Linked DNA regions of Mus musculus: region 2 is linked to region 1. The links are chromatin contacts, found by POLR2A ChIA-PET in ENCODE. All regions are on one chromosome and are shown on one strand. Each heading gives the region's core, a stretch centred on a gene start or an enhancer-like site at or near the end of the contact. The rest is flanking DNA. Distances are from core to core; before and after follow the strand shown.

Region 1 (7,496 bases), core at 2,982-5,481:
ATGCCCGAAGAGGGCATCAGCTCCTTTTATAGATGATCATGAGTCACCATGTGGTTGCTGGCAATTGAACTCAGGATCTGTGGAAGAGCAGTCAGTGCTCTTAGTCAGAGAGCCATCTCCCCAGTCTCTGGATGAATATGTTCTGTCTGTCCTGGAGAAATCTAGGGTAGAAAAAGTTGTGGAGTTGCTAATATATACAGTACTTCAAACCACAGGAGTGGATCAATCAACCAATGAACAAATACACATTTTGGAAAGAAACTCAAAAGATTAACCCAGAGTGTAGAGAGGCCAGCAGTGTGGTACCACCATCAGAGGATCAACTGCCAATGAGGAGACTCAAGGGCAGGTGGGACCTGGGGAGGTCAACTGTATCATTTCTAAAGTTGGGTATTAGGAGCCTGGAAAGTGACTAAAGGATTTATCATGTAAAAGAAGTTTATTGCTAGCCTTATCGAGCATGTCTGCTCAATGGATGGGTGAATGAATCGAGCAGCTTTTCTTCCAGCTATAGCTGGCCAGGGACTTCACTGTTCCAGGAAGAGTCACTTGTTTTTAACAAAATAAATGAATAATGCAGAATTCTGTTTCTTTTTTTTAAAAGACTTATTTATTTATTATATGTAAGTACATTGTAGCTGTCTTCAGACACTCCAGAAGAGGGAGTCAGATCTCGTTATGGATGGTTGTGAGCCACTATGTGGTTGCTGGGATTTGAACTCTGAACCTTTGGAAGAGCAGTCGGGTGCTCTTACCCACTGAGCCATCTCCGCCAGCCCAGAACTCTGTTTCTTTTCTTGCCTCTTCTCCCACAGTCTAAATGTCCTCTTCAAATTACAGTGAGTGGAAAAACACAGGAAGCCCCCTGTCTCTGGCACCCAGGCACTCAGGTGTCAGCTATTCCTGAGTGTTTCACAGATTCATGCAATAGATACCCCAAGGCTGTTCAGGCAAATGAATCATCAGATTAAAAAGAAAAAAAAAGCTGCAAGATTTGAGAAAAACACCTGCAAAACTGTCGTCTATGAATATACTTCATTTGTTCATTTTGACTGCTCGGGAGACAGTGGCAGGTGGATCTCTGTGAGTTCAAGGTCAGCCTGGTCTCTAGAGTTTCAGGACAGCTAACATTACACAGAGAACCTTGTCTCAAAACTCCCCTCCCCCCTCCAATCACATTAACTAATTAATTACTGTGGTGGTGCTGGGGTTGAAATTCAGAGCTTTGAGTATGCCTGGCAAGCTCTTTACCCCTGAAATACATCCCCAGACCAATAAACCACCATCTTGAAATTATTAACGGATAGCATTGTTCACTAGAACCATTTCTTGGAAATTTTGGTGATTCAAACTCAGTTCCTATGACGTGAGTGTCTGTGGAGCTTGGAAGCGTCTGGAGGCTTACACATGGTTCTCTGAAGAGAAGGATTTCTCACTGAAGGCAATCACCAAACAGCGGCTCTCTCTTCTGTGCCAGGCGAGGTCGGTGCTACTTCATGGGCATCCTCAAATGCACTCTACAAGAAAGGAGCCACTATCATGGCCAGATAACATGGTGGTAATTACACTGTATGAGGTAGGAAAGACTGGAGGATCATCAGAGATGAACTGGTGTCTCTCTTCAGGAGTAGGCTGGCCCTTTTCAGAATGGGATTCTGTTGAGTAGGCTCAGCATCATCCAAACTGAGGTGTTTTAGGGCAGGAAGGGCAGAGACAGCAGCATACACCAGGGCAGTTAACAGACGACCCAGGGCGTGGGCCTTCTTGAACAAAGAGGTTAGTTTCCATGTTCTATCCCAGGATCAGTGAATCAACCCTCCAGAGAGGAACTTGGACCCTACCATAGAAAAAACACCCCAGAGGACCTCACTGCTGCACAGTGGTCCCTTGAGTCATCACTGGCTACTTTAGAATTGTCCAGGATCATGTATGTAGGTACACACACACTACATAAATACATAAACACATGTAAAAAGAACACATTAAAATACTAACTTATGGCCCCACTCTCTCCTAGTTCTTCCCTTCCTGGTAACAGCATTTCTTTGTATAGATCTGGCTGTCCTGGAACTCTCTCCAAAGACCTGGCTGGTCTCAAACTCAGAATTCCAACAGCCTCTGCCTCCCAAGTTCTGGGACTAAAGGTGTGTGCCACCACCGCCTGGCCGCTTTCACCTATTGATTGACATAAGGAATGTTTAGGTTAGATTACACTCTGTGCTTTTAGAAGTCAATTTTCTGAAGGGAGGGTCCTGGAGCCACACCCTGAAAGCTGTGGTACAGGCGGTGGGGCAGGTACTCCTGAGAGAAAGGAAAGATTTTTGTTCTACTTCATATCAGAACCTCGTTTTATCCCTAGGTGTCTTTAAATAGACAAAATGCTAATCCCATTTCCATAAGTGAGAAATCAAAACATAGTGTGAATAGTTTATCCAAGGTTATAGAGGCACAGAAGGAGAGAAGCCAGACCACACCCAAGGCTACACAAAGGAAAAAGCTAAGTTCCATTCACATTCCCAAAGAACTTCTTTGAGACACAGCCACGGGAGACCCCTCCAGAGATGTTCCATTAAAGAGAATTGTCTCAACCCTTGGGCTGCTTTTTCTGACCACTCTTGAGTGTGTGTCCGTGTCCATTACCTGTCCATTTCTGTTATCTAGAAAGGAAGCATTCTATTTTCATGGCCTATTCAGGACCATTTGCTTCTCTTCCTTTGATTTCTGGCTGTGTGTGATCCCGTTGGGGCAGAATGAACAGGCAGAAGACTAACCATCCATCAGGCATGTTGAGGTGTGACCCAGATCTTGCATCAGATGGAAGCTGCATTCTACACACTTATGGGACATGGCGGTGACCACTTGGCTCAAGGCTGCGCAGATATTAATAACTATCAACAGTGACTGCCTGACCCTTCCCTCTGGAGTGGAACCCCTCTGCAACATGCCAGGTGGATGTCCTCAAACCTGAGAGAAATGGCTAACTCCGGTCTCTCTTCTAACTCTGTCATCATTTCAGAGCTGTCCAGGACTGCAGCCAGCCCTTCCTACATTGAAATCCCCTCTCCGTGGAGACACCTGCTTTGGGCTCATCCGAGTCTCTTCCGTTTATGAATCCTTCCAGTATCTTCTCTGTAATTCAAACCACAGTTTTCTTGAACAACAGTAAAGTCTGACTTATTGTCCTAGTTTTAATTTATTTTTAAGATAGGGTTCTACTATGTAGCCCAAATGGTCTCCAATTCTTTATGCTCCTGCCTCTGTCTCTGTGGGGGAGATTCACTCTGGTCCTTGGACATGCTAAGCATGTGCTCTACTACCAAGCTACACACCCCAACCCATGCTTATATATTTCTTTGGAACATGGGATCACGATGCAGAAGAGACCCGAGTGGAATCAGGTATAGAGCAACAAGTTGTGGACAAATTTCAGTCATAGACTTGAGCTTGGACATTTACAAACTGTGCCAAAGAACTGTGTAACCCCAGAGGCAGCAAACATTCTAAGTTCCATCTCCTATTCTGTAAAATGGGAAGACAGATGGAGCGGGCACATACAGTGCTGAGGGCATTAGACAAGCTAACAGTACTGAACCATTGGCGGTTAGTGCTTCCCACACATCCAGGTTTGTTTAATGACACTGGATAACAGATGAGTTAATCCCAGAACTGGTGGAACAATCCTGGCACCCCAGCACTTAGGAGGTCGAGGCTGGAGAATCGTCACAAGTTTGAAGTCAGGTGGGTAGTAGGGAAAGAAAGCTTTCGCAAAAAGGCAAACCAAGACAACAATCAACAAAACAATAACCAACAAGAACCCCTTTCATATCGGTCCCGCACTGCCCATTACACCACAAAGCCTTCCACACCAATTACTGAAGACAAAGGCAACTAGCATAGACTTTCTAACATTCACAGGATGACCTCACTGGTTCTCTGAAGTAATTAAAGGTTAAAGATAGTTTTGGACATCGCCCAGGCTCTAAAACCCTGGGTCCCAACCTTCCTGTCATTTGCATTCCAATGTAGCCACCTCACCGGTCCAGCCTCACCCGCAGGCGACTCCAGCAGCCAAGTGGACGCTGGCCAGCACACGGGAGCTACGGTCAGGCTGTGCTGGGCCAGGTGGCCCGGGGTGTGGCCTGCGTAGGACGTTCGAGGGGGCGTGGTCTCCTGGGGGCGTGGTCTTCCGCAGGTGCGTCTAGGGGCTCCGGTTTCACTGAAACAGGTCCCGCCCCAGGAAGGCTCAGTGAAGCTCGTGTTAAGGGAAGGGACCCTGTGCTCAGAGTAGGGCTCCGAGTTTCGAACCACTGGTGGCGGATTGCCCGCCCGCCCCACGTCCGGGGATGCGAAGTCTCAGCCTGGCGTGGCTGCTGGGAGGTATCACCCTTCTGGCGGCCTCGGTCTCCTGCAGCCGGACCGAGAACCTTGCACCGGGTGAGCTCGAGCGGCGAAGGAACGCTCTGGGCTGGTGGGGGAATCGGGGAAGGCGGGCACACCCCCTGGACACTCTCTGTAGCTTTGATGGGGGTCCCTAACCAGGACCAATCAGCCGGGACACCTAAGTGCCACCAAAGACGCGCTAGAAACAATCCTGGTCTGGGCACTTCCAATCTCTACTCGTCGACGTGGTTCGGGGAGATAAGGAAGGAGCGCCCGCAGGACTCAGCCTCCCCTCCCTGCGGTCGTTCCTTTACAAACACTGAGTCAGTAATTGGTTTTCGCGGACCCTGCGAACTACGTCCTATAGGGTCTTACTAGACCCCCGGATTATAGCAGTTTGATGGCTCACGTATGGGTGGAGTGAGTGGGAGCCCGTGCCCTGGGAAGTTCCCACCTCGAGTTTTACACTCGCACCCACCCACTCACTGAACCCTTTCTTTGCGGGTTGAACCACAGTGTTCAAGACCCACTCGGGGCTACGGTACCTGGCATCGCAGTGGATGCGCTGGGCACGGGACTCAGGCGGTTTGAATGTCACGTGGTGGTAGAAGGGGCCCTTTCGGACCCTTACCAGGTGAAATCTCCAGCCTAGAGATTTCGAGACCTTCCCGCCGCCGGGAGCGAACACTGGCAGCCACCCAGGTCTCTCTCTGAGGCTGCCATGCCCAAGGAACCGAACTGCAGGAAAGCGGTTCGGGGCGGTGCTCCTCTGGCCCGCTGCCGGCTTGGGCGTTGCAGCTCCTGGTGAGCTCGAACTGGCCCTTCTAGAAGCCACGGAGACCTCTGTAGGCTGTAGGGTGGGGTGGGGGGGTGTTTGCTACCAGTGATAGCGCTATTGCAAAACCCGGCCTGGCGTTTCCGTTCTAAACTTGCTGTAGTCTTAAAGGCTATTTCTCACTTTTACTTTGTCGTTAAGTTGTAGAAGAGCGTCCAACCCCTCTCCGTTTGCCTGTCATTTAAAGTTAGAAATTTAAAAACTCAGGAACAAAGTGTGTGCAAACTTAAAAAAAAAGTGGTTGGAGGTGATTACTTTCGTGATTTACCTAGTATAGGAAGCATACCCTGATTAGTCGGCTTCCTCTGTTTTCAGAGTGAGGAGATTGGGAGGTAGAGGTTCCTAGCGTACGTGGTGAACTTGATTTTAACAACAACAACAAAAAAATTGGGTTACTTGTTAACCCGAGCTACTTAATATCCCAACTTGGCTTTTCTCTCTGCATAATTATGCTCCATTGCCGGTAACTTTCCTAAAGAGTTAGTCTAGTAACAGAGACTTTAGATACCGGGAGGTATTGGGTCCGTCCCCCCCCCCCCATTGTAATTAAATTAATTTTGGTTAGGACACGGGGCACCTTGCTTGCCTTCTTTGCTCATGCCGCTTAGGTCTGGTCTTTCTGCGTGCTCCTTGGCCTGTTAAACAGCAGATTGAGCTTGGTTTTCTCCACCCCCAAAAAATTGTTTCTCGGAAAGGGTCCCAGCTGGGGGGAGGGGCACTGAATTGCGAATGTGACGTTTAAGTCAGTTTCCCACAGACACAATCACTACTACTGTCTCCCTCTCCTGCTCCCCTCCCCCTCTTCCATCTCCATATTTTGTTTCTTGATTTCTTGCCATGCTGGGCATCCAACCTAGGGCTTTGCACAGGCTGGGCAAGTGCTGGACCGTTGCTATTTTCCTAGTCACACAGTCAGTCCATTTCAGTTTTAAGACTGGATCTTCTTGGGTGTGTGTTTGTTTTTTTGTTGTAGTCTTCCTTTTCTTCCTTTGAATTAGTCTCATTGTGTATCCCTGGTTGCTCTGAAATTGTCTATGTTGACCACACTGGCCTTGAACTTGCAACACTTTTGTCTGTTCTCCTGAATGATGGGATTACAGGAATGCACTACCATACCTAGACAACATTTTAAAATGTAATTTTAGAAAAATTATGTGCACTGGTGTTTTTGCCTGCATTCATATCTGGGTGAGGGTGTTGGATCCCCTTGAACTAGAGTTACAGACAGTTGTGAGTCCACGAGGGTACAATGCTGAGGCATCTTTCCAGCTCCCGATAACATTTTCTTTTTTTAAATTATAACATTAATATGTGGTCACTGAGAAGAGAAAACAGGGAAAGGAGAAATTTAACGGAATCATCCTAAACATTGGTACTTAAAATAACCACTTGCTAACATTTTGATTTATATCTTTCCCATGCTTTTGTACATGAGGAATACATAAAATACACATTTCTAAATTAGAAAGCCTTGTACAAGTATGGGATTTAACATGTAAAGGTCAGTAACACAATTTTAACAGCTTTAAAAGATGGCATATACACACTAACATGCACACACACACACACACACACCAGGTGTGGCCCAGGTATTAGGCACTAAACCTAGGGCCTCTGTGTATTAACCAGTCACTTTGCCACTGAGCTAGAGCCTCAGCCCTAATTTTACATTTTATTTTGAGGCAAAGTCTCCTTAAATTGCGCAAACTTTCCTCGAGTCCACTAGGTAACCCAGGTTGGCCTTGAACCTGGGGTTCTACTTCCTCATCCCGAGTAGCTATGGTTATAGACCAGCACCGGCAAACCTGGCTTCGTCTTGTTAAATTAATGTTTTGTGAACAGGCACACAGGATCTTTCCGAGGTCTCGTAGTATAAAAGAACTCTAGTGAACGTGGAGATGGGACTTGAGGTTGATGCTTGGTGCCTCTGCCTTCCTCCTGTTACTGATTAACCGTGATCCCTCAGGCCTCATGAAGTCTGTATTTGACTTTCTTATGGTTTTACTATCTGGACAAATGTTGAGGAAAACAGTTCCCCTTGGGAAAAAGAAAAAGAGTTTGCAAAGTTCGCTAAAAGTGTACCTAGGAAAGGATGGATAGGTTGAATATTAATAGTTGTTAATAGCAACTGAAACCTTTTTTTCTCTCCATCTGGTGCTCCCAAGAGTTGGTAGCGAAGAACTCTGGGAAAGGGCCAAAACACTGAGACCAAGCCTACCACCAACTGGTGTCCCTTAAACCACAGAAGGACCATCCTGCTGTCCTAGGACTTACTTGCATT
Region 2 (6,990 bases), core at 1,034-3,533, 93 kb before region 1:
AGCTTCTGTGACTAATAAGCAACATTATATTCAGCAATGAACCGGAAGCACAAAAGAGTGATGCACAGAGGGTATCCTGACATGTGAAAGAACAGATTAACTCTGATGCTAAGGAGCAATGCGGCACGAGTTACAGGTAGAAAGCCCCCTGCAGACAGGGTTTAGCATCTCTAGCTTTCAGGCTTCAGAGTCTAGAAACATCTCTGTGGATGAAAAAAAAAAAAAGGTCTATGCTTTGTATCTTTGAACTGTCAAAAAAACTTGTCATGTGTTTTATCACTTTTATTTAAAATTCCAGTGTCCTTTTTTTCAAACTTTTTTTTGGGGGGTGGCGTTGAGATAGGGTTTCTCTGTGTATCCCTGGCTGTCCTGGAACTCACTCTGTAGACCAGGCTGGCCTCGAACTCAGAAATCCTCCTGCCTCTGCCTCCCAGGTGCTGGGATTAAAGGCGTGTGCCACCACTGCCTGGCTCAAACATTTTTTTTTTAAAGATCTTATTTTATAGATGTGAGTACACTGTCACCACCTTTAGATACTCCAGAAGAGGGCATCTGATCCCATTACAGATGGTTGTGAGCCAACCATGTGGTTGCTGGGATTTGAACTCAGGACCCTTGGAAGGGCAGTCAGTGCCCTTAACCACTGAGCCATCTCGCCAGCCCTGATTCTAGTGTCTTTACAATCAACTGAAGCATCTCTTACAAGCGTATTCCTTGGGTTAATTGCAGCAATTTTCTTTTTCTTGCCTGTGGTCCATAAAAGCGATGAACCTAAAACCCCCACAGCATTTCAGAGAGGTGAGAAAACGATACCATGTTATTATTGTGTGCAGACATGTGCTAATTGTCCCCACTTACCCTAAAATATGCTTTCTCAAAAGATTCCAGTGGGAAGGATTTTACATGGCATTGTCTAGCTGGGTGATTGCACAACTGACAGAGCAACTTAGGAAGATTGTGAGGCAGCTCTGAGGGTAAGGGGAGGAGATGGCCTCTGATCTTGTTTTCTGCATTGATCCAAATGTTGGGATTCCGCATTTTCTTAATTAGTGATTGATGGGGAAAGGTCCAGCCCATTGTAGGTGGTACTATCCCTGGGCTAATGGTCCTGAGCTCTGTAAGAAAGCAGGCTGAGCAAGCGTGAACAGCAAGCCAGTAAGCGGCACCCCTCCATGGCCTCTGCTTCAGCTCCTGCCTCCAGGGTCCTGCCTTGTTTTGAGTTCCTGTCCTGACTTCCTTTACCGATGAACACTTATATGGAAATATAATCCAAATAAACCCTTTCCTCTCCAACCTGCCTTTTTGTCGTGGTGTTTCATGGCAGCAATAGAAACCCTAAGACAATCACAGCACTTCAGAGCGCTAAGCTGTGAGCTGGCTCTTTCAGAAACTGGGTAGAGGACCAGGATTAATTTCCGGGGTGTCTTCCTCACTAGACTCTTTCTAAACAAAATAAGCTGGGGCTCCCTCTCGCTAGGCCTCAGCCATGACCCCCCCCCTTCTTTTGATATCTAACGCTGAAATGTAGTCAAGCACAAACCATAAGGACCTGGGAAGGACCCTTTAAAATTCCTCAGTGCTACCCCTCCTCTTCCCACCCAACATCTTTCTGGTGAGAAAGCCCTGGGCGTTGGGGCCTGTGGCTGAGGCTCTGGCTTGGGTCACCAGGGGAGGCAGAGTTCGGTAAGCAAGAGCTTGGTGAATCAGCGCCTGGATACCTGGTCCACTTCCACTCGTGTGTGGAAGATCAAAGGCTCAACGTGATCCATCTAAGCTCGCAAAATAAAAGAATTTCGAGAAATGTCAAGCACTCTGTCCACATATCTGGGGACACCCTTGTCACTGCAGGGGGGCGGGGGGGACGGGGGGACGGGGGACGGGGGACGGGGACGGACGGACAGAAGTCAGTAGCCAACTTTTAGCTAAACTCCAAACTTGTGTGCAGCCAGACGCCGGGGAGGAGAAGAGACTTGGAGCACCACCACGGGACTGTCCCCGTCTAGCTTCGCTTCCCTTGCTCCACGTCCCAGGAGAGTCATTGAAGCGGCCGCAGGCGCTCTCCGAAGACCCCGAGGGGCTGAGTCACTCCCAGGCTTGCAGCTCAACCACACCGGGTGGGACAAGGGGAGACTGGGGAGGAGCGAGCATCTGGTGCGGTCTGCCGCTTGGGTTCCGGAGCGAGGGGCTGCGGGCACGAGCGGAGACTGCGGGCACGCGCACAGCCCGCGGAGCCCCGCCCCACGCCCCTGAACCGCCTCCAAATACTCACCCAGGGGCCGCGCAGTCGCCTCTAGTCACCCGCAGGCTCCGACCGAGCTACTCAGAAAGAAGTAGGCGACGGCGGGCGCCGGGCCGCGCGGGCAGCCTTGGGACAATGGGGCCCCGGCGCTTGCTGATCGTCGCCCTCGGCCTCAGCCTGTGCGGTCCCTTGCTGTCTTCCCGCGTCCCTATGAGCCAGCCAGGTAAGAGCTGCGGGTGGGTGAGCATGGGGGAAGCTATCAGAAGTTTTAGGTTGCGCCAGCTCCGTGAGGGGGTGCTCCTGGCTGCAACCCTGCCTCAGTTTCCCCCAGGAGCCAAACAGTCATTTGGGCCGAGATCTAGAGGTTCCCCTAGTCACATCCATGTGGGGCGCACCATATCCTCCCCACTCCCCGCACGGCCGATGCTCTTTTGGACTCGGTTTTGGAGGGTGCAGTCCGCGGGCCACCGGGTGTTGGATCCGGAGAGGGGCCCGAGGGTCCGCGGAACGGTCTCCACAGTCGCTTTAATTGTCATTGTGTGGCCTGTTTTACAAGACCACCTTCAGAAAGAAAGGGTCTTGTGATTCTGGGCTTTCGGTGTGCAGTGGAACCACTCTCCTCAAGTTTTTGCTTTGATGGAAACTCGTTTTCTCGTTTGATTTACAAGGAGGGAAAAGCGATGTGAAAGAAAAAATTCACAGTCACACAATAAAGACCGGACAGCCCCCAGCTTGGCCTGGTACCCAGGAGGTGATGAAGGTTTCTGGTTGCAGGGAGTGGAGTAGGTCTTTGTTATCGGAAACCTGTTTCTCTGCATGGAGAAAAGGGACCCCTCTTCAGAATCAGGCGCACCTAGAAATTATCTAGTCTTAGTTTTTTTCAATGGAATTTCTCATCTGCCGCAAGGACATTCGTTACTTACAGTGTATTTTTAAATATCTGCCAGTTTGACCAAATAAATTAGTTTGGTCGACTTATTTCGTCAAATATTTTCTCTTTTCTCCAAAGCAGAGGCGTAGCCTGTAAAGTTCCCAATTGTTTCGACTTTCTTAGTAGGGACACCTTTAGCCGTTCCTTTCACGCTGAAGAAAATCTAGTGGGTTTTCTTCAGTTTTTGTTATCTCTGAAAGAATGTGCACTTCGGTGCTCCCACATGTAAGGATTAGGAGGTGACAAAGAGTGGGGTGTTTCCTGTTGTCTGTCTTTCTTCAGTGTGAGCTTGAGTGGTGCTCATGGGAAAACTCAGAGCCCCACAGAGGGCCCCCACGCCGAGCAGCAGCTAACCAGCCTGCCTGTGTTTGGGTAGCCGACCTTAGACCTTAATCATCAGCAGCCGTGAGGGGGAGGACGATCCAAAGTGTACATGGAGGTGCGAGCTCACATAACTTTAGGTTACTTCCTCGCTTTTATTTTGGGACAGGCCTTTTAAAATATAGACTATGAGATGTGGCCAGCACAGATCATAGGTATGATAAGGAGACATTTATCCCCTTTCTCTGATTCTAAAAATAAGGCCCAGAGAGATTGAGTGGCCTGCCTTGAGGGGGGGGGGGAGTTATAGGAGTGGTCCCCCTACATTGGGTACAGACAATAAGTGAACTCACAAACTCAGCCAAAAACAAATCTGCTTCTCCTTACCGCTGCATAAAGAGAGAATGGCTGTGGGTAACTGTGGCCAAGTGCCTTGGGATTTCAGAGACGGCCATCCTTATCTCTAGGCCAAGCCCAGTCCCTTGGCAAGAAGCAAGAGGTCCCTGTACAAGACGGGCCCCAGCCTTGCTCTACTTCCCCTGACATATTCCTCACTTCACCCAGTCTCTAATCGCTCCTCAAGAATGTTGCCCGCTCTGGGTTCTTCTCCCATGTCACTCCAGACCAGCCGGCTTTTCTCAACTTCGCATGTCCTCTTAACCGTGAACCGTGAACCGCTACTCTGTAGGAACCTCCCGCCCTAGCTGCTCCTGCCTGGGTCTGTCATGTGAACTTGCTCTTTTTAAAGCCCAGGACTTGCTTCTTTTCCAAAAATCTTCCTCCCATTCACCTTCCTCCCCACCCCGGGCCTCTTCGGTTCCTGCTGCCCTGGTGAACTGGAGCTTAGCTGGGTTCTAAGCAAAAGGACCGCAAAATAATGGGGTTCACCAGAAACCTGGGTGTCTGATGTTGCTACTCTCTTCGTTTGGAGCTCACATCTCTTTTGTTCCTTAGTAACTCTCTTTTATTCAGTTTTTTACTTCCTCTTGCTAGAACTGACAGAATAAATGGCTTTCCCTATAAGCCAGGTGTTTTTCCAGGATTCACTGCTCCCCACGTCCTGCCTTGCTGTAGTTCTCTACTAAACCCAGTAGAGTTAACAAGTTCATGGCTGGAGGAGGGGTTATGTGCAAGCCTGTGTCAGTAAGTTCCAGTGCTAGTGTGCGAGCACACACACACACACACACATACTAGGATAACAGTCATACATGGGTGCTGCGATGGGAACTTAGTCCCTCGGGCTTTTGTTGTAACAAGTGTTCTCTCTGAGCCATCTCTCCAGTCCTGTTTGTTTTTTGAAACAAGATTTGCTGTGCAGCACAGGCTGGCGTTAAACTCAAATCCTCCTGCCTCAGCCTCTCAGGTTCTAGAGATACAAGTAGGCACTACGATGCCGGAGTTTTGAGGTAAAGGGTTTATCCCTGCATCCTTATATCCTGCAAATCCCCTGTAACCTTGTGTGTGTTATTGGCTTTCAAAGGTAACTTTGCCGTCTTAAACTCATCTATGAGTTGCACATGGCAACAAGCAATTCTGTACAGCTTTAGGAAAAGACACTATAGAATATATATTTAAAGTTTGTGACAAGTTGCAAATTGGATTTTAGAGTATTACAGAAACATGGTTTCTGTTTTGTTTTGTTTCTGTCTGTCTGTCTGTTTTGCTAGCCAGCCATAAGTGAGAAATACATTTTACTTTGTGGCACAGTTGAAATATGCATAATAACATCCATGACACCCATGTGACTCCAGCCTCAAGGCGGCTAGACACCTCAGGCCCCTGTGAGCAACCGCACGCATGTGCACATACCACCCCTAAGACACATACATGTGCGCGCACACACAAAGCACACGCACACGCACACACACAATACACATAATTACAAATAAGTAAAAAGATTTTAAAAACTTGTGGCAACCCCTACAATTGGATTTCATAGCCATTGCTCAATCTCTGCTGGAATTTTAACCTAGCATAGCTGGGACAGTGATTCGTCCTAAGGAGCAAACTCAAGGCCTAGCCAGAAGAGCTGTGCTTTCTCAGAAGTGTCATTTATGAATCTCTATCTTGTTTAGGGTCCGTTATTTCAGTTCAGGCTCACTGACTGCAGAAAGGCTGGGGTAGCGGGACAGCTGAAGTCTGGGATGGACTGTGGACCCTGGGACACACTGATCCTGAGTTGGTCTTTGATGTCTTGCTGTTGATTAGAGCATAGACGGTGGCTTTCTGGGGACAGGAACCTTGGGGATGGTGACTCAGGGCAGAGAACAGACCACAGGGGTCACAGTGGCTTTCACGGAGGCCCATGAGCATCCTAACGCCACATCTGTCTCCTGCCTCCGGGCAAGAGTCTTACAGACTAGTGTGCATATCCCTGTGCTTTGGGAACGCTACAATAACTTCCTGTAGCAGGCCTGCCTGCAGCTCCTCCTGGCCTGTCTGAAAGCTCCAGGGTGTGCCAGAGAGGCAGCAGCCTCCAGGACATTCTGCCTTGAACTCTGCCTTACTGATTTGTTCTGCTGTTCTTAGGTAGGCCCCATCCAGAACATCCTATTAAAGGTTGCATTGGAGGGTCCCCAGAGGCTGAGTAGGTTCCCTACTGAGGGTCCAGGCGCTGCGTAGGTAAGAGGACTTGGTGTGCAAGCAGGAGGCTCTGAGTTGAATCACAAGCACCCAGCCCCAGCACTGGATGACAGAAGTGGGCAGATCTTGAAAGCTCTCTGGCCAGTTAGCCTGCCTAGACAAAATGGAGAGCTTCGTGTTCAGTGATAGAGCCTGCCTCAATGCAGCAAGGCTCAGAGCAATGGGCAAGACTCTTGCTGCTCTCCTCCAGCTTCTACATGCACACACATGATTATATGCGTACACACTTATGTACACATGCAGAAGGTTTTTCACTCATCTCTGTGGGTGCTTGTCCACTTCCTATGTATGCCTAGGAGGGCTGAGTTGTGCACAGGGGTTTGTATCTAGCCAAAGCCAGTAAACCCCAGAATTTCCAAGTAACAGGCAGGTTTGACCCCCAAAATAAGCATAAAAACAAAAGTGAAAATAGAGCACAGATGATTCATTGTGGTAAGAGGATATTAAGCCTTCATGCCTATCTAGGTTCAAATCCTTGCTCTTCCACAGACTAGCTGTGTGATCTTGAATAAGTTACTTAACCTCTCTGTGCCTCGAAATTATCATTTATAAAATAAAGTTATAAGGTAAAAAGCAAGGGACATGTCTGGTATTTAGTGGATGTTCAACACATATGAAGGTTTCCTGGATTTTTTTCCCCTACATACTAATTTTTACATATTCCCCCAAACTTTTAAAATGTTAATACATGCCAGGCGTGGTGGTGCACACCTTTAATCCCAGCATTCAGGAGACAGAGGCAGGTGGATTTCTGAGTTCGAGGCCAACCTGGTCTACAAAGTGAGTTCCAGGACAGCCAGGGCTATACAGAGAAACCCTGTCTTGAAAAAAACAAACAAACAAAAATGCTAATATA

What was found. ChIA-PET counts read pairs that join two places held with the same protein, here RNA polymerase II (POLR2A).
Region 2: POLR2A ChIA-PET joins it to region 1 with 12 read pairs in Patski. The contact joins the promoter of F2r here to the promoter of F2rl1 in region 1. POLR2A ChIA-PET finds 5 or more read pairs at or near these places in 4 of 5 experiments (Patski and embryonic stem cell).

The regions. Positions count from the first base shown.
Region 1 is chr13:95,521,975-95,529,470 of GRCm38, reverse strand. It overlaps F2rl1 (coagulation factor II (thrombin) receptor-like 1), which reads left to right and starts at 4,231. Exons shown (of 2, transcript NM_007974.4): 1 at 4,231-4,434. The coding sequence starts at 4,344.
Region 2 is chr13:95,613,759-95,620,748 of GRCm38, reverse strand. F2r (coagulation factor II (thrombin) receptor) reads left to right here and starts at 2,283. Exons shown (of 2, transcript NM_010169.4): 1 at 2,283-2,462. The coding sequence starts at 2,375.